2 separate regions of the Homo sapiens genome follow, and region 1 is linked to region 2. The links are chromatin loops, found by intact Hi-C in ENCODE. Cell type or tissue: B cell. All regions are shown on one strand. Links, peaks and the distances in the headings refer to the core of each region. The heading gives the core; the rest is flanking DNA.

Evidence for each region. A loop is a pair of places that touch in the nucleus more often than their neighbours do. Peaks named below come from ENCODE experiments on the same cell type or tissue, not always from the same donor. Only the 100,000 strongest peaks of a DNase experiment are listed, where the experiment ranks them.
Region 1: a loop joins it to region 2, with 24 times the contacts of the local background. A loop is called at or near these places in 7 of 110 quality-filtered maps.

What each region holds. Positions count from the first base shown.
Region 1 is chr7:66,915,685-66,928,034 of GRCh38, reverse strand. It overlaps TMEM248 (transmembrane protein 248), which reads right to left and starts at 6,810. Exons shown (of 7, transcript NM_017994.5): 1 at 6,574-6,810. RefSeq lists a silencer at 6,519-6,768. In B cell, for the core only: no CTCF peak of the experiment used is centred there; DNase peaks (open chromatin) are centred at 5,994 and 6,884; H3K4me3 peaks cover 2,430 bases; H3K27ac peaks cover 3,546 bases.
Region 2 is chr7:66,620,171-66,632,520 of GRCh38, reverse strand. KCTD7 (potassium channel tetramerization domain containing 7) reads right to left here and starts at 3,640. Exons shown (of 4, transcript NM_153033.5): 1 at 3,313-3,640. The coding sequence starts at 3,456. RefSeq lists an enhancer at 1-4 and silencers at 3,280-3,849, 4,860-5,059. In B cell, for the core only: no CTCF peak of the experiment used is centred there; DNase peaks (open chromatin) are centred at 644, 2,630, 3,670 and 5,120; H3K4me3 peaks cover 3,736 bases; H3K27ac peaks cover 4,543 bases.

The DNA of each region.
Region 1 (12,350 bases), core at 2,963-10,962, 290 kb before region 2:
CCAAGCTGGTCAGGCTGGTCTTGAATTCCTGACCTCAGGTGATCCACCTGCCTTGGCTTCCCAAAGTGCTGGGATTACAGGTGTGAGCTACCGTGCTCAGCCTATTTTCCATTTCTTTAGCAGGATTCCTCCCATCTCAGCACTCATTCATCAGTTAAGAGTATGAAGCAAAGACTGGCACAGTCTTCTGCCAATAGTGTCTTGTTTCTTAATGTGATACAATTCACAGTGTAGAACAGACTTTCACAATAACTCACGTTTAAAAGGAACCAAAGAGAGACTGGGCATGGTGTTTCATGCCTGTAATCCCAACACTTTGGGAGGCCAAGGTCAGAGGATCACTTGAGCACAGGAGTTCGAGACCAGCCTGGACAACACAGTGAGACCCCGTCCCTAAAAAAAAAAAAAAACAAAACCCAAATTAAAAAAAATTAGCTGGGCATGGTTTCACCTATAGTCCCAGCTAATTGGGAGGGCAAGGCAGGAGGATCAGTTGAGTCCAAGAGTTCAAGGCTACTGTGAGCCACGGCTATGGTCACACCACTGCACTCCAGCCTCGGTGACAGGGAGAAACCTTGTCTCAAAAAAAAAAAAAAGATCAAATAAGAAATTACAAGAGAAAGCATAGTTTTAGTTGCTAAACGTGTAGTTTAGGCAACATCAGTAGTCTCATAAAGACAAAAGGAAAGGAATGTAGGCTGACATAATTACATGTCTGGAACCAGACTTACTTCTAAAACTCAGACTTCCCGTTTATTTCTCCTCACTTACGGTTGTTAATGAATGCATCGTTCCATTTTCAAAATCATGATATAAAACCATGGTAACGTTCAACCCCCCCGCTTCTTAAAAAAATTCACTACAGTCTCAAGATGGAAAATAATTTATCTTTGTTCTTTAGTTTTTTAAATAATTGCCAACCATCTTAAACACCAAAATTAAAAGTACTCCCATATTAAAATTTAATAATCTGGGGCTTAATTTTTAAGAAAACAAGTCATGAGGGATGCCAAGATCAAACAAAAGCTAATAGTTCAGTATGAAACCTTTCTGTAACCAAACTCAGTGTGTAAGACTGGGACATGTTTGAAAAACAGCACTTGTAACCAAACAACACAAAAGTCCAAACGGCAGTGTTTCGAAGGCTGTGTCATGTACTCCCCAGGATCACACTCAGGTATGTAATCACACGCAGAAAAAACACTACAGACCTCTTGTCAAATGTATTTGATTCGTACATGAGAAAGTTAACTTAAGGATTTCCATGTTCGAAATCAATCTAAATGAAAATTCAATTTGCTAAAACCTCTATCTTTCCTCCTTTCTGTTTTTTCATTTTAAAGAAAGGCCAAGGTTCTTTGTCCATTTTTCTTTCTTTTCTTTTTTTTTTTTTTTGTTTCAGATGGAGTCTTGCTCTGTCACCCAGGCTGGACTGCAGTGGTGCGAACCCGGCTCACCACAACCTCCACATCCCAGGTTCAAGTGATTCTCCTGCTTCAGCCTCCTGAGTAGCTGAAGTAGCTTGTAAGCATGCTTACAACCATGTGCCACCACGCCCAGCTAATTCTTGTACTTTTAGTAGAGACAGGGTTTCACCATGTTGGCCAGGTTAGTCTCGAACTCCTGACCTCAAGCAATCCACCAGCCTTGGCCTCCCAAAGTGCTGGCATTACAGGCGTAAGCCACGGTGCCTGGCTGCCCATTTTTCAATTGGATTTTTTGTTTTCTTGCTACTGAGTTGTTTGAGCTTTGTATATATTTTGGATATTAACCCCTTTTCAGACGTATGGTTTGCAAGTAGCTTCTCCAAATCCCTAGGGATTAAAAAATGGGCAAGGGACACGAACAGATGTTTCTCAAGAGACCGACAAATGGCCAACAGATATAGTTGGCCAACATATCACAATCACTAGAGAAGTGCAAATTAAAATCACAATGAGATATCATCTCGCGCCTGTCAGGATGACTTTTATCAAAGAAAAACAAATGCTGGTGAGAATGTGGAGCTAAGGGAGCCGTCATGCACTGTGGGAATGTAAATTAGTACAGCCAAGATGGAAAACAGCACAGAAATTCCTTTAAAAACTAAAAATAGGCCGGGCGTGGTGGCTCACGTCTGTAATCCCAGCACTTTGGGAGGCTGAGGCGGGTGGATTATGAGGTCAGGAGTTCAAGACCAGCCTGACCAACATGGTGAAACCCTGTCTCTACTAAAAATACAAAAAATTAGCGTGGCGTGGTGGCGTGCACCTGTAATCTCAGCTACTCGGGAGGCTGAGGCAGGAGAATCGCTTGAATCCAGGCAACAGAGCGAGACTCTGTCTCCAAAAAAAAAAAAAAGAAAAAACTACAAATAGAATTATTTCATGATCCAGCAATCCCACTGCTGAATATATACTACCCCAAATTGAAATCAGATTGTCAAAGAGATGTCTGTTCACTGCAGCACTATTTGCCACAACATGGACAGAAGCGATGAACGTTATACTAAGAGAAATAAGCCAGGCATAGAAGCACAATATAGGATTCCACTTATATGTGGAATCTAGAAGACAATGGAACTCATTGCAGCAGAGAGCAGAACTATGGTTACAGAAGCAGGGGGTGGGGAACAGGGAGATGATGGTCAAAGGGTACAAAGTCCGTTAGAGAAAAGGAATATATTTTTTCTTTTTTGAGTTATATTGCACAGTGTGGTAAATATAGTTAATACAGTTATTTTTGGGTGGCTCACACCTTTAATGCTAGCATTTTGGGAGGCCAAGATGGGAGGATCACTTGTGCCCAGGAGTTTGAGACCAGCCTGAGCAACAGAGTGAGACCTTGCCTCTACAAAAAATCAAAAAATTAGCCAGGTGTGGTGGTGTACATCTGTGCTCCCAGCCACTCAGGAGACTGAGGCAGGAGTATGACTTGAGCCCAGGAGGAGGAGGGTGCAGTGAGCCATGATCACCCACAGCACTCCAGCCAGGACAACAGAGCAAAACTCTGTCCCGTAATAATTATTTTTTTTAATTAAAAAATAGGGCCGGGGCTGGTGGCTCACGCCTGTAATCCCAGCACTTTGAGAGGCCAAGGCGGGCGGATCACGAGGTCAGGAGTTCAAAACCAGCCTGACCAACATGGCGAAACCCCATCTCTACTAAAATACAAAAAAATTAGCCAGGCGTGGTGGTGCGTGCCTGTAGTCCCAGCTACACGGGAGGCTGAGCCAGAAGAATCGTTTGAAACTGGGCGGCGAAGGTTGCAGTGACCGAGGTCATGCCACTACACTCCAGCCCAGACAACAAGGTGAGACTCCATCTCAAATAAATAAATAAATAAAAATAAGGCCAGGTGTGGTGGCTCATGCCTGTAATCCCAGCACTTTGGGAGGCCGCAGTGGGCGGACCACCTGAGGTCAGGAGTTTGAGACCAGCCTGACCAACATGATGAAACCCTGTCTCTACTAAAAATAGAAAAATTAGCCAGGCATGGTGGCGGGCATCTGTAATCCCAGCTACTCAAGAGGCTGAGGCAGGAGAATCGCTTGAACCCGGAAGGCGGAGGTTGCAGTGAGCTGAGATCGCGCCACTGTACTCTAGCCTGGACGACAGAGCAAGACTCTGTCTCAAAAAATATATATAAAATAAAATAAAATAAGGGCTAAGGCTGAGGCCAGTGAGGTCCTGAGATCAGTCATATCATCTAGAGCAATTACATGGCATCCTGTGTGAATGGCTTCAAAGGTTCTTCAGTACTGGGCAAGGGAAACACACCATCTCTGTGACATGGACCAGATTTCACTAAAAACCCTCTGGAGAGGACTGAAGGGCTTGCCATTTATCCTTTGGCTGTAGCCAGAGCTGCAGAGACCAGACTAGAGCTGTGCTCCTGCAAACTGAACACAGGCACTGAAACAACTCACAGACATCAAATTTAATTTCCTGATTGTCAATACCAGACAGGAATGACAATCAGCATCTTTTTCATTGTCCTTAATAAAATAAGTTAAGCATTGTTTTATGCCAACGGCCTCTTACAGAACAAGACAAACTCATTAAATGAAAACAATTCTTTAGAAACCAAAGGCCAGGCCTGGTGGCTCACGCCTGTAATCCCAGCACATTGGGAGGCTGAGGCAGGCGGATCACTTGACGTCAAGGGTTTGAGACCAGCCTGGCCAACATGGTGAAACCCTGTCTCCATTAAAAATACACAAATTAGCTGGGTGTGGCGGCATGCACCTGTAGTCCCAGCTACTCAGGAGGCTGAGGAATCGCTTGAACCCAGAAGGCAGAGGTTGCCGACTGCGTCACTGCACTCCAACCTGGGCAACAGAGCAAGACTCCATCTCAAAGAAAACAAAAACAAAAAAACCCAGAAATCTACGAGAAACTAGACTGGGTAGCTTATGCTTATCTTTCTTAGAAAAGCATTTAACCCTTAACTAGCTGCCTCTGCCAATATTTCTAGGCACTGATTGTCCAGCTACCTAGCCTGGGTGCTTGTCCACCAACTGGCCCTAGTTTTTTCATTTCCCAGCTAATTCTGAATGGCCCAAATCCTCTTGATCTTTCTAGGTCCACCTCAAAGTTTACTTCACGAGTTTCGGGCTGAGCAAGGTGGCTCACACCTATACTTCCAGCACTTTGGGAGGCCAAGGTGGGCAGATCACCTGAGGTCAGGAGTTCAAGGCCTGGCCAACAACATGAAACCTCGTCTCTACCAAAAATACAAAAATTAGCCAGGCGTGGTGGCAGGCAACTGTAATCCCAGCTACTCAGGCAGCTGAGGCAGAAAAATCGCTTGAACCTGAGAGGCAGAGGTTGCAGTGAGCTAACTTCGCGCCACTGCACTCCAGCCTAGGCAACAGAGCAAGACTCCGCCTCAAGAAAAAAAAAAAAGTTAGTTTCTGATCCTAACCATAACAAAATCCTGAACAGTTGGTATACCACTATGGCAATTCAGTCCTGCCACATTTTCTAGCCTATTGCTTCCTCTAAGTACATTCCTTACAGGCAGAAACTATTAATATATTCGCACTTATGCCAGGTGCGGGTGGTTCACGCCTATAATTCCAGAACTTTGGGAGGCCGAGGAGGATGGATCACCTGAGGTCAGGAGTTCAAGACCAGCCTGGCCAACATGGTGAAACCTTGTCTCTACTAAAAATACAAAAATTAGCTGGGCATGGTGGCGGGCACCTGTAATCCCAGCTACTAGGGAGGCTGAGGCAGGAGGATTGCTTGGACCTGGGAGGCAGAGGTTGCAGTGAGCAGAGATCGCACCACTGCACTCCAGCCTGGGCGACAAGAGTGAGACTCTGTCTCAAAAACATATATATATATAATCTACCTTTCCTCCTTGCCACAGATGCAGCTAGAGCCTAAACGGAGAAGGTGCCAGTTAACTAGCCTTTGGTGATTTTAGCATTGAGACTCCGGTGCTAGCAGTGATTCCAGTCCACCTGATTCAGGCCACAGGAATTCTCCCAGAATCTTCACTACAAGTTGAAACTCCAAATCCTTAATCCTAGAGAGTAAATGCACTTAGGGTCAATGCACACCTAAGTATACCTTAGGTGCGCGACAGGTCTATTTCCTGTCAGAATCCCTAGATGAAAAGAGGAAGTAGATGGACACCCTTATCGGTCAAGCGCTGATGGAACACTCATCTACAAATGAGATACACATGCTGAGACCCTAAGCTGACCCAAGCTGATGGTGCTATCGAGACAAACCACTTTATCACATATTCATCAGCAGTCTCGGAGTTTTTCTTCCCATTCCCTCCCGTAGCGGCTCACCTTTGAGGCAGGAAAGAAGCAGTTCAGGCGGAAGCCACAATCTTTACAAAGCAGGCTTCAGAGAAGCTCACCATTCATCAGCCAGTGAGGGCTGTCACCTGCTAGTTGAGAACTAAACTCAGACATCAGATTCTTCCACAAAGGCCTCCTCACCAGCTGTCCGATGGGTACGGCGTTCAAACGACTCAAAACAGCACAACAAGCCTGGTTTTATTTCTGATGGTCCCCATCAAGGGAACTGAAACTACATGCCTCTAGATTACCTTGCGATCACTCCTCATTTTATTAAAAACATGAAGAAAGAATCCACCCCATTCCGGATATTTACCAAGCTTGACACAGGGAACACCACTATGCCATTTAACTTTGTGGACGTACGTGAGTCTCTCCCTCCCACCTTTCTGAGATGTGTTTCACTGCCAAACGGAGAAGAAACGCAAACACTCCCCAAAGCCGAAAAATGGCAAACGACCAAGATGTTTCCCGTGCCAAATCCGAATTATCCAGGCCTCGGCTCCAGACGTGGGAAGTCCCGCCATCTCCAAGGCCGGCAGGGAACCCTGGCTCGGGGGACGCGAGTGGGCAAACCCCAGTGTGGGGGGACCAGGCCGAGGTCGGCCGATGCTGGGCGACCCCCGCCAGCAGTTGGGGCGGGGTCTGCACCCTGAGAAGCGGTGAAAAAAGCCGGCGGAGGAGCCGCTCCCGACCAGCACGCTCCCCGCTCCCGGCCCCGCGGGCAGCCCCGACTGGGCCCGACCCCAGCCCGCCCTCCAGCCCCGGCTCACCCCGCCCCGGCGGGCAGCTGCGCGCCCCGGGCCCAGCCGGGCCAGCTGCTCGGCGGACGCCCGCGGTCGCGCTGGGCTCACTCGTGGCGGCGCGTGGCGGGCCCGAGGCCGCTAGGCACCATCTTCTCCCCGCGCCGGGGGCAGCGTCTGGCTCCGCGGGGCCGACGCGAAGACCAGACGCCAACCGGGCTCCCGCCGCCGCCTCAGTTCGGGCTCCGGCAACCGCGGTTTCCGGGTGAAAAAAAAAAAAAAAACCACGCCACCTCCAACGCCGCCGTGACCTCCGACCCCGGGCGTCCGACGGTGGCGCGGCCGGGACAAGCTTCGTCAGAGGCAGGCGGCGGAGACCACGCTTCCGGGACGGGTAGCGTGCATGCGGACGTGCGTGGAGTGCGTGATGGACGTTTATGGGTCTGTGTGCCGGTCTGGTGTTGTGCGTGTGCGTGTGTGCGTAGTGCGTGTATGTGGCTTGTAGTGTGCATCGTGTACAACGGTGTGTGCAGTGAGTGCATGTATGTGCATCTGTGTGCGCGTGTGTGGTGTGTGATGGTATGGGTGTGTGCATGCGTAGATGTGTAGGGAGTGCGCACACGTGTGCATGCTCATGTGTGTGCTATGCGTGTGTCTGTTGATGTGCTTGTATATTAATCACTGCTGATAAACATGTAATTTTGGACCAGGCGCGGTGGCTCAGGCCTGTAATCTCAGCACTTTGGGAGGCCAAGGCAGGAGGATCGCTTGAGTCCTGGAGTTCCAGACCAGCCTGGGTAACATAGGGAGTCTCTGACTCTATTTATAAATAAAATAAAATGAAAATGAAAATTTTTAAAGTATAATTTTGTACAATCACTTTGCAAAGTAATTTGGCATTATGCAGTACACTTAAAGATATACACATCCTCTCTTGAGAATATATTACCCTGGAGAAACAGTTGCACCTATGCACAAGTAGACAAAATAATGCTCATAGCAACACCAATGTTTTTAGCAGCAGTATGACTCACTAAAAATTGGGGAGAAAAAGCAGATGTCCATACAGTCAAATGTAAAAACCAACTTTGATATATTCATGGTTTGGTTTGTTTTTGTAGAGACAGGGTCTCCCTATGTTACTCAAGCTGGTCTCGAACTACTGGACCCAAGTGATCCTCCCACCTCGGGAGGATCTGGGATTACAGGTGTGAGCTGCCACGCCTGGCCCATCTTCGTGTTTAATCGGGTACAAAAGACCAGTGAAAATTATTTAATACAGCTCACACAATTATGGTAGTCAATTGCAGACTATATTGGCAGGGACCAAATCACAAAATGGTACACTGCTACATATTTCCATTATGTAAAATTCAAAACAGGCAAGTTCATAACATATTGTTTAGAGATGCATACATAATTGTTTGAACTGACATGAAGCATGAGAAAAAGATGTATAAACTTCATGTTAAGTGTTAGGGGAATGGGATGGGGGAGGAGTACAGGGTGCTTTAAAGGTAATAAAGTTTTGTTGTTCTTGCTTTTGAGACAAGGTCTTGCTCTGTCACCCAAGCTGGAGTGCAGTCGCATGATCATGGCTCACTGCAGACTCGGCCTCCCAAGCTGAAGTGATCCTCCTGTCTCAGCCTCCTGAGTAGCTGGGACCACAGATGTGCACCATCGTGCCCAGCTAATTTTCATATTTTTCACAGAAATGGGGTTTCCCCCAAATTGCTCAGGCTGGTCTCAAACTCCTGGGCTCAAGTGATCCGCTCACTTCCACCTCCCAAAGTGCTGGGATTACAGGCATGAGCCACCACACCCAGCCATCTTTAACAAAAGTTTATCAGGTGAAGCCTGTAATGTTCAACACAATGGCTCAGTTCCTTCACTGAATACCCTCTTATTTCCATGATTCTTGCCCTCTTTTGTTATCTTGCACCATTTGAATTATCTTCCTTGTTGTAATGGGTGTGACATTATCTGCAAGTGCAGGCAGTATTGAATTGTGTATATAATGATGGAACCAAACTTCCTAATGAGATGTCCCTTACCAGGCTAGGACTGATAATGTAATTAAAGGAGCCCCACCACCAATGGCACCATATATGACTTAGTGATTGAGACCGTAGGAGAATGTAAAAAAGGCAACCTCAAACCTTTCATCCTAGCTGCCTTGTATGGGATTTCAAAAAAAATTTTTGTTTTTGTTTTGAGATGGAGTCTCGCTCTGTCGCCCAGGCTGGAGTGCAGTGGCACGATCTTGGCTCACTGCAACCTCTGCCTCCTGGGTTCAAGCGATTCTCCTGCCTCAGCCTCCTGAGTAGCTGGGATTACAGGCGCATGCCACCACGCCCCGCTAATTTTTGTATTTTTAGTAGAGAAGGTGTTTTGCCATGTTGGTCAGGCTGGTCACGAACTCCTGGCCTCAAGTGATCTGCCCACCTTGGCCTCCCAAACTGTTGGGATTACAGGTGTGAGCCCGAGTCCAGTAAAAAAAAAAAAAAAAAAAAAGAAACCTTTTTAAATAGAGACAAGGTCTCACTGTGTTGCCCAAGCTGGTTTTGAGCTTCTGGCCTTAAGCAATCCTCCTTACTCAGCTTCCCAAAGAGCTGGGATTATACGTGTGAGCTACCATGTCCAGCTGGATTGTAAAATTCTTTTTTTAAAAAAAGATTACATGGTGCAGCCACTTTTAAACAACAATCTGGCAATTTCTCAAAAAGTTTAACATAGAGTTATCATTTGAAGCCAGGTGTGTTGGCTCACGCCTGTAGTCCCAACAGTGGGAGGCTGAGGCAGGAGGATCGCTTGAGCCCAGGAGTTCAAGACCAGCCTGGCCAACATGGTAAAACCCTGTCTCTACTAAAAAATAAAAATAAAAAAATTAGCTGGGCATGGTGGTGGGCACCTGTAATCCCAGCTACTCAGGAGGCTGAGGCAGGAGAATCACTTGAACCTGGGAGGCAGAGGTTGCAGTGAGCTGAGATTGCGCCACTGCCCTCCAGCCTGGGCAACAGAGTGAGACTGTCTAAAAAAAAAAAAAAAAAAAACCATTCTGGAAAACATAGCAAACCCCATCTCATAAATAAATGAACAAGTTCTAAGACATATGGCTTTATTTAAAAAAATAAAAAGTTACTGGCCACATGTGGTGGCTCACGCCTTTAATCCCAGCACTTTGGGAGCCCAAGGTGGGTGGATCACTTGAGGTCAGGAGTTTGAGACCAGCCTTGCCAACATGGCGAAACCCCGTCTCTACTAAAAATACAAAAAATTAACCGGGTTTGGTGGCCGGTGCCTGTAATCCCAGCTACTTGGGAGGCTGAGATGAGTGGCTTGAACCCAGGAAGCAGAGGTTGCAGTGAGCTGAGATCACGCCACTGCACTTCAGCCTGGGCGACAGAGCCAGACCTTGTCGCCAAAAAAAATAAAAGTTACCATTTGACCTCACAATTCCACTCCTGGAGATCCAAGAGAATTGCAAACAAAAATTCCAAACAAAAAGTTGTACAGGAGTGTTTATAGCAGCATCATAATAGCCAAAAAGTGGAAGCAACTCAAATGTTCATCAACTGATTAATGGAAAAACAAAATGTAGCAAATTCACAAGCAGAATGGTATTCAGCCATGAAAAGGAATGAAGAAATAATGCATACTACAGCATAGATGAATGTTGAACACATTATGCCAAGTGAAAGAAGCCAGTCACAAAAGGCCCTGTATTGGATGATTGCGTGTCTATGAAATGTCCAGAATAGACACATTTATGGAACAGAAAGCAGATTGGTGGTTGGGTTGCCTAGGGTGGGTAAGAGGCAATTGGGAGGTGGTAATAGCCAGGGAGTTTCTTTTGGGAGTGATGAAAATATTCAAAAACAGGCAGTGCGCAGTGGCTCATGCCTGTAATCCCACTACTTTGCGAGGCTGAGGCTGGTGGATCACTTGAGGTCAGGAATTTGACACCAGCCTGGCCAACATGGTGAAACTCCATCTGTGTTAAAAATACAAAAAATAGCCAGGCGTTGTGGTGCCTGCCTGTAATCCCAGTTACTCGAGAGACTGAGGCACGAGAATCACTTGAACCTGGGAGGCGGATATTGCAGTGAGCCAAGATCGTGCCATTGCACTCCAGCCTGGGCGACAGAGCAAGACTCTGTCTCAAGAAAAAAAAAATTATGATGATGGTTGCACAATTCTGTGATTAAACTAAAAACCACTGAAGTGTACACTTTTAATTGAGTTAATTGTATGTATGTTAATTAGATCTAAACAAACTTTTTTTTAAGGTTAAGGCTTTACAAAAGAAATAAAACCAAAACAAGAAAAGGGATAAAAATATAGGCTCTAATCATGTGGAAATCCTTAGACAGTTAATTTTTAAATGGCATGAAAAAGAAGGAAATTGACAAAGAGCCTACAAAACTTTGAGATAATTTTCTAGGAATCTGGGGTTCCCACCGTGAAGTCTCCTCAAACTCCTTAGCATATACAGTTCTGAGGCTTAGAGAAGTTTCAGAAAGAAAATTCTTCCAATGAACCTACAGCATTGAATGCCAAAATACCCATGTTTGTTTGGGTTTTTTTATTTATTCATTTTGAGACAGGGTCTTGTTCTGTTGCCCAGGTTGGAGTGCAGTGGCACAATCATAGCTCAGTGCAGCCTCAACCTGTCGGGTTCAAGCAATCCTCCTGTCTCAGCCTCCCAAGTAGCTGGGACTACAGATGCGTGCTACCACTTCCAGCTAATCTCTTTATTTTATGCTTTGTAGAAACTGTCCATTGCCCAGGCTGGTCTCAAACTCCCAGGCTCAAGCAATCCTCCCACCTCAGCCTCCCAAAGTGCTAGGATTACAGGTGTGAGCCATCGCATCCATCCCCCACTTTTACTATTAAGTCAGTAGTCCCTTGTTCCATACTTGCAAATTTTTATTTAACATTGAGATGGTTTCAAAATTAAAAAATTAGGCAGAGCATGGTGGCTCATGCCTGTAATCTCAGCAATTTGGGAAGCTGAGGCCGGAGGATCACTTGAGGTCAAGAGTTCGAGACCAGCCTGGCCAACATGGTGAAACCCTATCTCTACTACAAATTCAAAAATGAGCCAGACATGGCGGCGGGCGCCTGTAATCCCAGCTACTTGGGAGGCTAAGGCAGGAGAATCGCTTGAACCCAGGAGGTGGAGGTTGCAGTGAGCCGAGATCAGGCCACTGCACTCCAGCCTGGGTGATAGAGTGAAACGCCATCTAAAATAATAATAATAATAATAATAATAATAATAATAATAATAATAATAATAATAAAATAAAAAAGTAAGTGACATTCCTTATCAAAAAAAGAATCAATGTGGTAATAGTGAAAGAAGATCGACAAGAAGGACTGAACCTCGTGATCCAGCTCCCAGTGGGGTTCCTGAGGCCTTTCACAAACATGTGTGGGAAATGGTCAAGATTGAGAAGAAACTCTTTCAAGTTTACCTTGACAGGAACACAGTGGAGAGTATTGCCTAGGCCTACTAATGAGCTTAAGGGCCGCAGAATTGATTCAGGGCTGTATGGGGAAGCCACTGTGATAGGGATCAAAGGTAAAGTCTGGTTCAAAGTTGGAATGTGTCATTTTTAAAAAATGTATAATGTATATTGTGACAGTGTCTCCTTTACCTGAATGCTAATAAGGGTATGGATAATAATGTCTGAATGGAAACTTCTTTCCCTGCTGAGTAAAATGAAATAAGGAATGACATGTACATCTTTCTCCAATTGGACATGCAAAAATGAGAGCCTTTACCATTACCCAAGCCAATTCAC
Region 2 (12,350 bases), core at 438-8,437:
TATGTGCCCTTTTTCTTTTTTTTTTTTTTTTTGAGACGGAGTCCCAGCCTGTGTCACCCAGGCTGGAGTTCAGTGGCGCGATCTCGGCTCACTGCAACCTCCGCCTCTCGGGTTCACACCATTCTCCTGCCTCAGCCTCCCGAGTAGCTGGGACTACAGGTGCCTGCCACCACGACTGGCTAATTTTTTGTATTTTTAGTAGAGATAGGGTTTCACCGTGTTAGCCAGGATTGTCTCGATCTCCTGACCTCATGATCCGCCCGCCTTGGCCTCCCCAAGTGCTGGGATTACCGGCGTGAGCCACCACGCCCGGCCTGCTATGTGCCCTTTTTCTAATTCACACCAACACACCATACAGTTTAGTGGCATCTACTCATTCTAGAAATTTCTATTCAAGTTCCCCTCATCTGTGAGCATTTCTGTCTACTGTCCCTCACCTGCCCCTAGGACAGAGTTAATGACACATTCTTCGACTGTGCCTTCACCGTGTGTCATATTCTCCTCTATAATAGCACCTAGCACGATACATCGCCAATTATTTCCCTCTGTCAATTCACTCCACTAGACCCCAAGCTTCCCAAAGACAGGGAAAGCATCTTGGTCACCAATCATGGGCTGCCCACAGCAGAGCTCAGTAGTTGTGTGTTGAATACTTCCAGGCATCTACTCCTCTCCTAATCTGTAGAGTGAGCCTGGTTTCCGGTCCAGCTAAGGTTCTGGAGGTAAGGGCTGAGTGAGGAACATGAAAATGATGGTATAAATGTGCCCTAAGAAGCTCGAGGTTTCCCTTAAAATGCAAGGCTTTTTTTTTTTTCCTGTTTTGCACTGCTTGTGGTTTCTACCAAACTGCATTTGAAAAAATGAGGTCAGTTTAAGTTCTCTTTAATCTTCCCACAAACTTCCTCCAGATCAATTCAAATTGTATCCCTATGCATCTTTTTTTTTTTTTTTTGAGACGGAATCTCATTGCAACACCCAGGCTGGAGTGCAATGGCACGATCTCGGTTCACTGCAACCTCTGCCTCCCGGGTTCAAGAGATTCTGCTGCCCCAGCCTCCAAAGTAGCTGGGACTACAGGTGGGCATGGCCACACCCAACTAATTTTTGTATTTTTAGTAGAGATGGGGTTTCACCATGTTGGCCAAGCTGGTCTCAAAGTCCTAACCTCAAGTGATCTTCCTGCCTTGGCCTCCCAAAGTGCTGGGATTATAGCCATGCATCCTTTTCAATATTACATCTCTCCTGCTCCAGTGAAAGTCTGCTTATCTACACAGTACCTTTCCCAGCTTTCAAATCCTTTGTGAAATAAAATAGGGTACAAATACATTAAATAAAGCTGACCCAGGGCCTTGTGCAGCGCCTGGCTCAAATAAAGACCCAAAATTCACCGAATGAATGAAAGAAATAGACAGGTAGTTACACTTCCGTGTGTGTATGCACTGTTACTCTTCTGCACCCACAGGACATGAAAATGCCTTGCGCTTATTCTGTAGGTCCTCTAAAACCATTTTATGTGTATATCAAGGGCTCAGATATCATTTTGGAATAATAATACTTAACATTTCTGGAGCTCTTTAAACCTTTTCTAAAGATACTTCATACCAATCCAAGTGCTTGCTCCATATTAGAGATGAGAGGATTGAAGCAGAGAGGACAAAAGCCATCGGAAACAGTTTTGGAGCTCACATGGGGCAATGTCATCAGTGGGGGGAACTGGTGGTGGGGCCCTGGTCTGCAATCTGTGGTCTTGTGCTCTTTCCCTCAAACCATATCATTTTCCCAATGACAGTGCACAAAAAAATAGCACCACTGTGACTAATGACTTTTTTCCAATTGCAGAGATTACTTCTAGATTTTTGCTCATTTTCCCATGGCATTGTGTGTATGGGGCTTGCAATCCCAGCACAACACTATCTGCTTCCCAAGAGCATCACCTAGCCCAGCCTGTTGAGGGCCTCAATTGTTGAGGGCCTCCATTGTCCTGGGACTCCGCATACCACATGCTCCTGGATCTGGCACTACCTTAGTCCCTGCCTCCTAGAAGCCATCTTCGGTGTCCAGTAATGCTTCACCTTCCCTCCTCTTTATTTTTTATTTGTAGAGATGGAGTCTGTGTTGCCCAAGCTGGTCCCAGACTCCTGGCCTCAAACCATCCTCCTGCCTTGACCTCCCAAAGTGCTGGGATTACAAGTGTAAGCCACCACACCTGGCATCGTTTCCCTTCTCTTGCTTTTTTTGTTTTTGTTTGTTTGTAGGTACGGTCTTACTCTATCACACCCAGGCTGGAGTACAGTGGCACAATTACAGCTCACTGCAGCCTCAACCTCCAGGGCTCAAGCAATCCTCCCAACTCACCTTCCTGAGCACCTGGGACTACAGGCACACACCACCAAGCCTGGCTAATTTTCATTTTTGTAGAGGCAGGGTCTCACTGTTGCCCTGACTAGTCTCTAACTGCTGGGATCAAGCAATCCTCCCACCTCAGCATCCCAAACTGCTGAGATTACAGATGTGAGCCACCATGCCTGGTATCTTCTCCCGTCTCTTGAGTGTCATTTCAGGTGTTGACATGATAGTATCACACACATTAAGTAAGACCCGTGGAAGCCCCTGTGCACCAGAGCACAGCAGCCTGTGAGTGAAAGCCATGGGATGCCAGGTGACCGTGCCTACATCTATGAACTGGCCTGCCCCTTATGTGCAGACAGCTCCTTGCCTTGTTCCTTAGGTAGCTGGAGACTAGGTGTGGGCAACCACTACAGCATCCTGTTGGATTCTCTAGAAGACATCTTTTTCTTTTCTTTTTTTTATTCATCCAACCCAAAATGCCTTTGTTTTTCCAGTCGTAGTAGGGACGGGGCCTCGCTATGTTGCCCAGGCTGGCCTCCAACTCCTGCCCTCAAGCGATCCTCCCTCCCAATGTGTTGGGATTACAGGCTCGAGCTACGGTGCCTGGTCAGACACACCATCAGCTCTCGGGGCTCCAGGGTCCCCCTCCCACGGCCCACCCTCCCTCCTGTCTTCGGTAAAAGTGGGACATGGCGATGGGAGTAAATCACCCCAGTGACTACTGGGCGGAGGGTGTAGGGGGTGGGGAAGCACACCTAGTGGGTGTAATTGACAGGGGTTGAAGGTGGGTGGGTAGGGGTGCAGGTGGGCGGGGGAGTTGCAGGTGGGCGGGGGAGGGGCGCAAGTCCGCGGGCCCCGCCCCCAACCCCGGCCCCGCCCACCCGCCGAGGACCGCTATGCCCCGCGCCCGCTTCTCCCCCGCGCCCCTCCCCACGCCCCGCGGCCCGCCGCCCGCCCGGGTACCTCCTGTGGCAGCAGGGGCAGCGCGTGCCCCGCCTGCGTGGCCGTCGGCGTGGCCGGCTCCAGAAAGTCGTCTTCGGCGTCAGAGCTGGACATGGCACCGTCCTGACGACGGCTGTCTGGCTCCCGCCCCGTGACTACCACCATCCCTCTGGCTCTGGGCAGTGGGCGCGGCTTCGGGCGGGCGGAGGCGGCGGCCCCGGGCACTCCCTACCGCCGAGCAGCGCCTGGCATGACGCGGCCGGCTGCGGGCTGGCCGGAGGGGGGCGAGAGGCAGTGCGCAGGCGGGAGGGCGGTGGCTCCCTCAACGCCGACCCGCTCGCGCCCAGCTGGGGCCTGACCCGACCGCCTCCCGCTACTGGCCGACGCCGCGCTGGTTCCGCCCTGATTGGCAGGAAGCTCGCCCAGTCGAAGAGCAGGCAGCGCCAGCGGCCGGCGCCTGAGTGGTCCCTGGGTTGGGGGGGGGGGGGGGGGGCGGCCTGCGAGCCTGCCGTGCACTGATTGGTCCTCTGGCCAGCGGGCGCGCCCTCTCCGAGAGACCCGGCGGTGGTGCGCCGCTACGCTCTCATAACTGGGCGTCGGAGTCTGCCGTGAAGAGGGTTCTCACCCGCGTCAGGGTAGACGCCTTATCCCTTCACACAGGGGGTCACGACTTACTCGTGTGTCTGGCCCCAGAGCAGCGGGTCCTTGTCTCCTCAATGGAAGGCCTGAGCAGCCTTTCCTGGAGGATGTGGCGGGAGGAGGGCTGAGGTGGCTGCGGACACGCCACCGCGGCTGGCCCCGCCCCGAGCCGCAGGGCACCGCCCGGGTGTCCAGTTCTTCCTCACTCGCTCGCGCAGAAATCCGAACGAGAAAACCCAAAATAGGAGCGCTTGAGTTCAATGAATAATGACAGTGACTCCCCACCGTGACCGTTTTTCCACCGGGACACACAGATGGAGACAGGCCCTTCCCCAAGATGCTCCCGGCTCCCTGGGAGGCGGAGTCCAGCCCTAGAGGCTCTATCAGCGCAGGGAGTCTCCTGGGGGTCAAGGTTCTTAGCCCGTTCAAGCCATTTTCTCCTTTCTTTAAAAGACAAAGTCTCACTCTGTTACCCAGGCTGAAGTGCAGTGGCGCAATCATAGCTCATTGCAACCCCTGGGCTCAAGCAATCCTCCCGCCCCAGCCTCCCGAGTAGCTGGGACCACAGACGCGCACCACCACACTCAGCTGATTTTTTAAAATTTTGGCCGGGCGCAGTGGCTCACGCCTGTAATCCTGGCTCTTTGGTAAGCGATGCGGGTGGATCACCTGAGGTCAGGAAGTTGAGACCAGCCTGGCCAACATGGTGAAACCTCATCTCTACTAAAAATACAAAATTAGCCAGGCATGGTGGCACACCTGCAATCCCAGCTACTAGGGAGGCTGAGGCAGGAGAATCGCTTGAACCCAGGAGATGGAGATTGCAGTGAGGCGAGATCACGGCCACTATACTCCAACCTGGGCAACAAGAGCGAAACTCCGTCTCAAAAAAGAAAAAAAAATTTTTTTTTTTTTTTTTTTTTAAGAAATGGGGTCTTGTCATGTTGCCCAGGCTGGTCTCAAACTCCTTGCCTCAAGCTGTCCTCCCTCGTCAGCCTCCCAAAGTGCTGGGATCGCAGGCGTGTGCAACCATGCTTCTCCTTTTCAAACCGTTTTCACACCCAGTTCCTCATCTCATTCTCACAGTGTAGTGACAGAAAAGAAAACTGAGTCGTAGATTAGACAGCTCCAGGATGGCAAAGATGAGCTGGTGGCATAGCACTTCCTCTGTTAGACCATCGCACTCCCAGCTGCAGGAGTGTCCTAGGTCTGTGTTTTCTCCAACTTCAGTTGCATCAAAATCCCTGGAGGGAGACCTTGTTTAAACACAGATGAAAAGGAATGAAATCACGTCATCTGCAGCAACGTGGATGGACGTCATTATGTTAAGTGAAATAAGCCAGGCACAGAAAGACATAAATATTGCATGTTCTTATCTGTGGCAGCTAAAACAAATCGATCTCATAAATTTAGAGAGTAGAAAGAAACCAGAGGCTGGGAACGGTTGGGTGAGAAATGAAGAGATTTAGGTTAATGAAGGACATACAGTTAGATAAAAAGGTTTATGTTCTATGGTTCAAAAGCAGAGTAGTGACTATAATTAACAACAATGGATTGTATATTTCAAAATAGCTGGAAGACACTTTGGGAAGCCAAGGCGGGAGGATACCTTGAGCCCAGGAGGTCAAGACCAGCCTGGACAACGTAGTTAGACCCTGCCTCTACAAAAAATAAAATATATATATAGCTGAGTGTGGTGGCTCACATCTGTAGTCCCAGCTACTAGGAGGGTAAAGCAAGGAGGATCATGCGAGCCAGGGAGGTCGAAGCTGCAGTGAGCTGTGATTGCACCACTGCATTCCAGTGCCTAGGTGACAGAGACTCTGTTTCAACAACAACAATAACAAAAATCTAGAAGAGAGGACTTGAATTGTTTCCAACACATGAGTAAATTCCCAAAGTGATGGATACCACTAATGCTCTGACTTAATCATTACACATCCTATGCACGTAACAAAATATCACAGATATCCCATACATATGTAAAATATTATGTATCCATAAAAAGTTAAAATAAAAAAATAAACAGAGCCCCAGTCCCACCCTCAGAGAATCTGAGTTGATCAGTCTTGGGTGAAGCACTTGGTAATTTGCATTCCTAACAAATCCCAGGATAATTATGATGCTGCTGGTCCATGAACCACACTTTGAGTAACACTGCCCTAAAGGAGGCCCCTTGAGGCCCTCTCTTGTCTTCCATTATACTCTAGTCTTTCTCAAAAATACCTGTAACAAAATTTCCTCTTTCAATCCTTATGCCAATTGGGATGTTTCAGCTGTACCAAGAAACTGCAACCAAAAGTAGTTTAAGCAGTCAGGGAATTTTATTTTATTTTTATCTTATTTATTTATTTATTTTGAGACAGAGTCTCTGTCGCCCAGGCTGGAGGGCAGTGGCGCAATCTCGGCTCACTGCAACCTTCACCTCCTGGGTTCACGCCATTCTCCTGCCTCAGCCTCCCGAGTAGCTGGGACTACAGGCGCCCGCCTCCACGCCCGGCTAATTTTTTGTATTTTTTTTAGTAGAGACGGGGTTTCACCGTGTTAGCCAGGATGGTCTTGATCTCCTGACCTCAGGTGATCTGCCCGTATCGGCCTCCCAGAGTGCTGGGATTACAGGCATGAGCCACCACGCCTGGCCTACACAGCAACTTTTATTGAAGCAGCAATGTACAGCAGCAGCAGAGATACTGCACCTTGCAGAGCAGGGCTACCCCATAAGCAGTGTGCCCAGCGTAGCAGCTCAGAGGCAGTTCTGCACTTATATTTATACCAACTTTTAATTATATGCAAATTGAGGGGCAGTTTACATAGCAATTTCTAGGATGAGGTTGGTAACTTGAGGGTCAGGTCATTGGGTCACTGCTGTGGAAAGGGGCAGTGTTGCTATGGCAATGGTAAACTGACCATGCACACTTGTGTGTGTATCTTATGGAAAGCTGCTTCCACCCCAGACCTGTTTTAGCTAGTCTTCAATTTGTTGTGGTGTCTGAGTTCCACCTCCAGAGTCCAGTCCTACCTCCTTTCTCACTCCTTTGTTTTTTTGTTGTTGTTTGTTTTTATTTTTTGAGATGGGGTCTCACTCTATTGCCCAGGCTGGAGTGTGGTGGTGTGATCTTGGCTAACTGCAACTCCACCCCCTGAGTTCAAGTGATCCTCCATCCTCAGCCTCCCAAGTAGCTGGACCACCAATGTGTGCCACTATGCCTGGCTACATTTTTGTAGTTTTGGAAGAGATGGGGTTTCACCATGTTGTCCAGGCTGGTCTTGAACTCTTGACCTCTGGTGATCCGCCCTCCTCGGCCTCCCAAAGTTCTGGGATTACGGGCATGAGCCACCTCACCTAGCCCTACTTCACTTCACTCCTTTGAATTTCACAACCCTCTTCTGGCTCTCCTCTGATCTCCATCTCATTTCTATCTTTTTTGCAGATCCCATTCTCCCCTCTCATCAATTTTTTTTTTTTTTTTTTTGAGGCAGGGTCTCACTGTCACCCAGGCTAGAGTGCAGTGGCGTGAACTCAGCTCACTGCAACCTCTGCCTGCTGGGCTCAAGGAATCCTCCCACCTCAGCCCCCAGGTAGCTGGGAGTACAGGTCACCTGTACTCAGGTGACCTCAGGTGATCCACCTACCTAGGCCTCCCAAAGTGCTGGGATTACAGGTGTGAGCCACTGTGCCTGGCCAAAAAACACTTTTTAAGGATGAAAGAGCAAGTGAAGGCCAAACTTCTAACTCCACCCTCTCAACTGATATTTCTCCCTTCATTCCTCTTGGCTAAGGGACAAATAATTGAAAGAATTGAAGGAACTAGCCAAGCGTGGTGGCTCACACCTGTATTCCCAGCACTTTGGGAGGCTGAGGCAGGTGGATCACCTGAGGTCAGGAGTTTGAGACCAGCCTGGCCAACATGGTGAAACCCTATCTCTACTAAAATACAAAAATTAGCCAGGCGTGGTGGCAGGCACCTGTAATCCTAGCTACTCAGGAGGCTGGGGCATGAGAATCAGTTGAACCCAGGAAGCAGAGGTTGCAGTGAGCCGAGATCACACCACTGCACTCCAGGCTGGGTGACAGAGTGAGACTTTGTCAAAAAAAAAATTGAAAAATTGAGGGAAATAAAGACAGATGAAAATATTTGGTGGGAAGATGATGTTAGATTTGGACATGGTAAGTTTGAGGTGCCCCTGGGGACATCAGTAGGCACTGTCGGTTTCACGTAGGATAAAAATTTGAAGTTCAAGAGAAAACTCTGGGTTGGCAATTTAAATTTAGGAATCTTTACTATATACAGGTGGTAATTGAAACCAAGAAAGCAGATGAAGTCACTTTGAGAGAATATGCAGAATGGGAAAGGAAGCAAGCCAGTGACTAATTCTAGAATCCAACACTGCAGAATCCATGAGAAGGGGCTGAACACGGTACCTCACACCTGTAATCCCAGCACTTTGGGAGGCAGAGTCGGGCAGATCACCTGAGATCAGAAGTTAGAGACCAACCTGGCCAACATGGTGAAACCTGGTCTCTAATAAAAATACAAAAATCAAAAATTAGCCAGGTGTGGTGGTGACTGCCTGTAGTTCCAGCTACTCAAGGGGCTGAGGCAGGACCGTCACTTGGACCAGGAAGGTGGCGGTTGCAGTGAGCTGAGATCATGCCATTGCACTCCAGACTGGGTGACAGAGTGAGACCCCGTCTCAAGAAAAAAAAAAGAAAAGAAAAAAGTTTTTTTGCCAGCAGCCTCCCCTGGCATAAAAGCTTGGCTAAGGGCCTACTGCTCTCAACTCCCCCTCAGTCGCTGATACACCCCCATTCATTACCCACTGTTATTCCTTAGCTTGGACTTTTCTTCCAATTGTCCACTTCGTAAATGTGGCCAATAGTTCAGATTGGCTTTCTCATCTCTTTTTTTTTTTGAGACACAGTGTCACTTTGTTGTCCATGCTGGAGTATAGTGGTGTAATCTCGACTCACTGCAACCTCTGCCTCCCTGGTTGAAGGGATTCTCCTGCCTCAGCCTCTCGAATAGCTGGAATTACATGCGCACACCACCACGCCTGGCTAAATTTTTTTTGTATTTTAATGGAGACGGGGTTTTACCATGTTGGCCAGGCTGGTCTCCAACTCCTGATCTCAAGTGATCCACCTGCCTCGGCCTCCCAAAGTACTGGGATTACAGGTGTGAGCCACCTCTCCCAGCCCTCTCATCTCTTTTCTGGCCTCCCTAAAGTGTGCCTCACTTGAATGCTGGAAGCTTGAAATCTAAAAGTTACTTTTTCCCAGAGTACCTTGTGTTCTGGGTTCTGCAGGTGACCCAGCCTTCACCAAGCGGATCAATACCCTGGAGATTTGGAGGGCAAATGTGAACACCGGATTGAAGACCATATACTTTTTGCTCTTTCTGCAGGCAAGCTTGGACACGAATATGTTAAGACTTTTCTTTTTTGCTGTGGCTGTAGCAGAGGTCCCAGTGTTGGTCTCCAGCTTTATGGATGTCAAAAGACTGGATGGATGGATGGGTGCCATGTGGCTCATGCCTGTAACCCCAGCACTTTGGGAGGCCAAAGCGGGCGGATCACCTGAGGTCAGGAGTTCGAGACCAGCCTGGCCAACATGGCGAAACCTCGTCTCTACTAAAAATACAAAAATTACCTGAGCATGGTGGTGGGTGCCTGTAATCCTAACTATTCAGGAGGCTGAGGCTGGATAATTGCTTGGACCTGAGAGGCAGAGGTTGCAGTGAGTGGAGATCGCACCACTGCACTTCCTGGGTGACAAAGCAAGACTCTGTCTCTAAAAAAAAAAAAAAAAAAAAAGACAGATGGAAGCATCCATTTTGCTGTTCTATTCATCTCTGTAATATCTCCGCAGTCTAGTACAATGCCTGGCGCATAGTAGAAACTCAATAAATTGATATGTGAAAGAAGTTTGTGCTATGATCAAGCTCAAATAGTTACCAATGACCATAGATTTTTTTCTCATCTATTTCATTAGTGCTATTAGCATATAGAGGAATAAATTGCTGTTATTAATATCATAGAGGTAGGGAATCCCAGGATACTATAATGCTGGGCTGGTGGGAAGGGTCTTAAGTGGTGAGCGTCCTGGGAGTATTAACCAGAGCAAAGCATTCAGGGAGGGCTCTTTGGTTTGGGATGCACGTTAGTCACCATAGATATCTTCACTGTGCACGATGACACAGGTCCTGAAGTGCTCTCAACTCAAGCTCTTTACATGTAGGCTTCTTTTCCTTTTGTTGTTTTTTTAAAAACAGAGTCTCACTCTGTTGCCCAGGCTGGAGTGCAGTGGTGTGATCATAGCTCACTGCAGCCTCAAACTCCTGGGCTCAAGTGATCCTCCCATTTTAGCCTCCCGAGGAGCTAGGTCTTGCAATGCTTTTTCATACAATGTGTGGAATTTACAGATAACACAAGTAGTTATTATTTTTTTTAATTCCTAGGGCCGGATGGTGGTGCCAAGGTTGTCTGGCTACTTATCTTCTGTTTCTTTCCAACTTTTTGCTTTCTCTCTTTCCTCCCGTTTTGTGAACTAGGCAATGTCGTGGGAGAAGGGCAGCAGGAGTAGTAGTGGGCTCCTTCCTTATCTTTTTTTTTTTTTTTTTTTGAGACGGAGTCTCGCTCTGTCGCCCAGGCTGGAGTGCAGTGACGCGATTTCGGCTCACTTCAAACTCCGCCTCCCGGGTTCACGCCATTCTCCTGCCTGAGCCTCCTGAATAGCTGGGACCACAGGCGCCCGCCATCATGACCGGCTAATTTTTTTTGTATTTTTAGTAGAGACGGGGTTTCACCATATTAGCCAGGATGGTCTCGATCTCCTGACCTCGTGATCCGCCCGCCTCAGCCTCCCGCCCAGCCTCCTTCCTTATCCTGACCTTGTGATCCATCCGCCTTGGCCTCCCAAAGTACTGGGATTACAGGCATGAGCCACCGCACCCAGCCTTTTCTTTTTCCTTTCTTTTTCTTTCCTTTTTTTTTTTTTTTTTTTTTTTTTGAGACAGAGTCTCACTCTGTCGCCCAGGCTGGAGTGCAGTGGCACAATCTCAGCTCACTGCAACCTCCGCCCTCCGAGTTCAAGTGATTCTCCTGCCTCAGCCTCCCAAGTAGCTGGGATTACAGGCGCCTGCCACCGTACCCAGCTAATTTTTTGTATTTTTTGGTAGAGATGGGGTTTCACCATCTTGGCCAGGCTAGTCTTGAACTCCTTACCTCGTGATCCACTCGCCTCAGACTCCCAAAGTGCTGGGATTACTGGCGTGAGCCACCGCGCCCGGTCTTTGTTTTCCTTTTTTTTTTTGTTTTTGTTTTTTGAGACAAGGTCTCACTCTGTTACCCAGGCTGGAGTGCAGTGGTGTGAACATGGCTCACTGCAGGCACGACCTCCCAAGCTCAAGTGATTCCCCCACATCAGCCTCCCAAGTAGCTGGGATTACCGGAGTGCACCACCATGTTCTGCTGATTTTTAAAATTTTTCATAGAGTTGGAGTCTCACTACGTTGCCCAGGCTCGTCTTTTTTTCTTTGAGACAGGGTCTCGCTCTGTTGCCCAGGCTGGAGTGCAGTGGTGTGATCATAGCTCACTGCAGCCTCAAACTCCTGGGCTCAAGTGATCCTCCTATTTTAGCCTCACGAGGACCTAGGTCTATAGGCATGCACCACCATGCCCAGACAATTTTTAAAGTTTTAAAATTTTGTGTAGAGACAGGGTCCCACTATGGTGCTGAGGCTGGTCTCGAACTTCTGGCCTTAAGTGATCCTTTTGTCCTAACCTTCCAAAGTGCTGGGAATACAGGCATAAGCCACCATGCCCAGCCTACATGTAAGCTTTTGATGAATTCTGTTTTCTATTTTTATTTATTTTATTTAATAAAATTATTAATATAATTATATTGAAGTGGCTCATGCCTGTAATCTCAACACTTTGTGAGGCCGAAGGAGGTGGATTGCAAGGTCACTAGTTCGAGACCAGCCTGGCCAACATGGTGAACCCGTCTCTACTACAAAAAAATACAAAAAATTAGCCAGGCGTGGTGGCATGAACCTGTAGTCCCAGCTACTCAGGAGGCTGAGGCAGGAGAATCGCTTGAACTCGGGAGGCAGAGGTTGCAATGAGCTGAGATGGCGCCACTGCACTCCGGCCTGGGTGACAGAGTGAGACTTCATATCAAAAAAAAGAAGAAGCAGGGTGCCGTGGCTCATGCTTGTAATCCCAGCACTTTGGGAGGCCAAGGTGGGCAGATCATGAGGTCAGGAGATCAAGACCATCCTGGTTAACATGGTGAAACACCCGTCTCTACCAAAAATACAAAAAATTAGCCGGGCGTGGTGGCGGGCGCCTGTAGTCCCAGCTACTCCGTAGGCTGAGGCAGGAGAATGGCGTGAATCTGGGAGGTGGAGCTTGCAGTG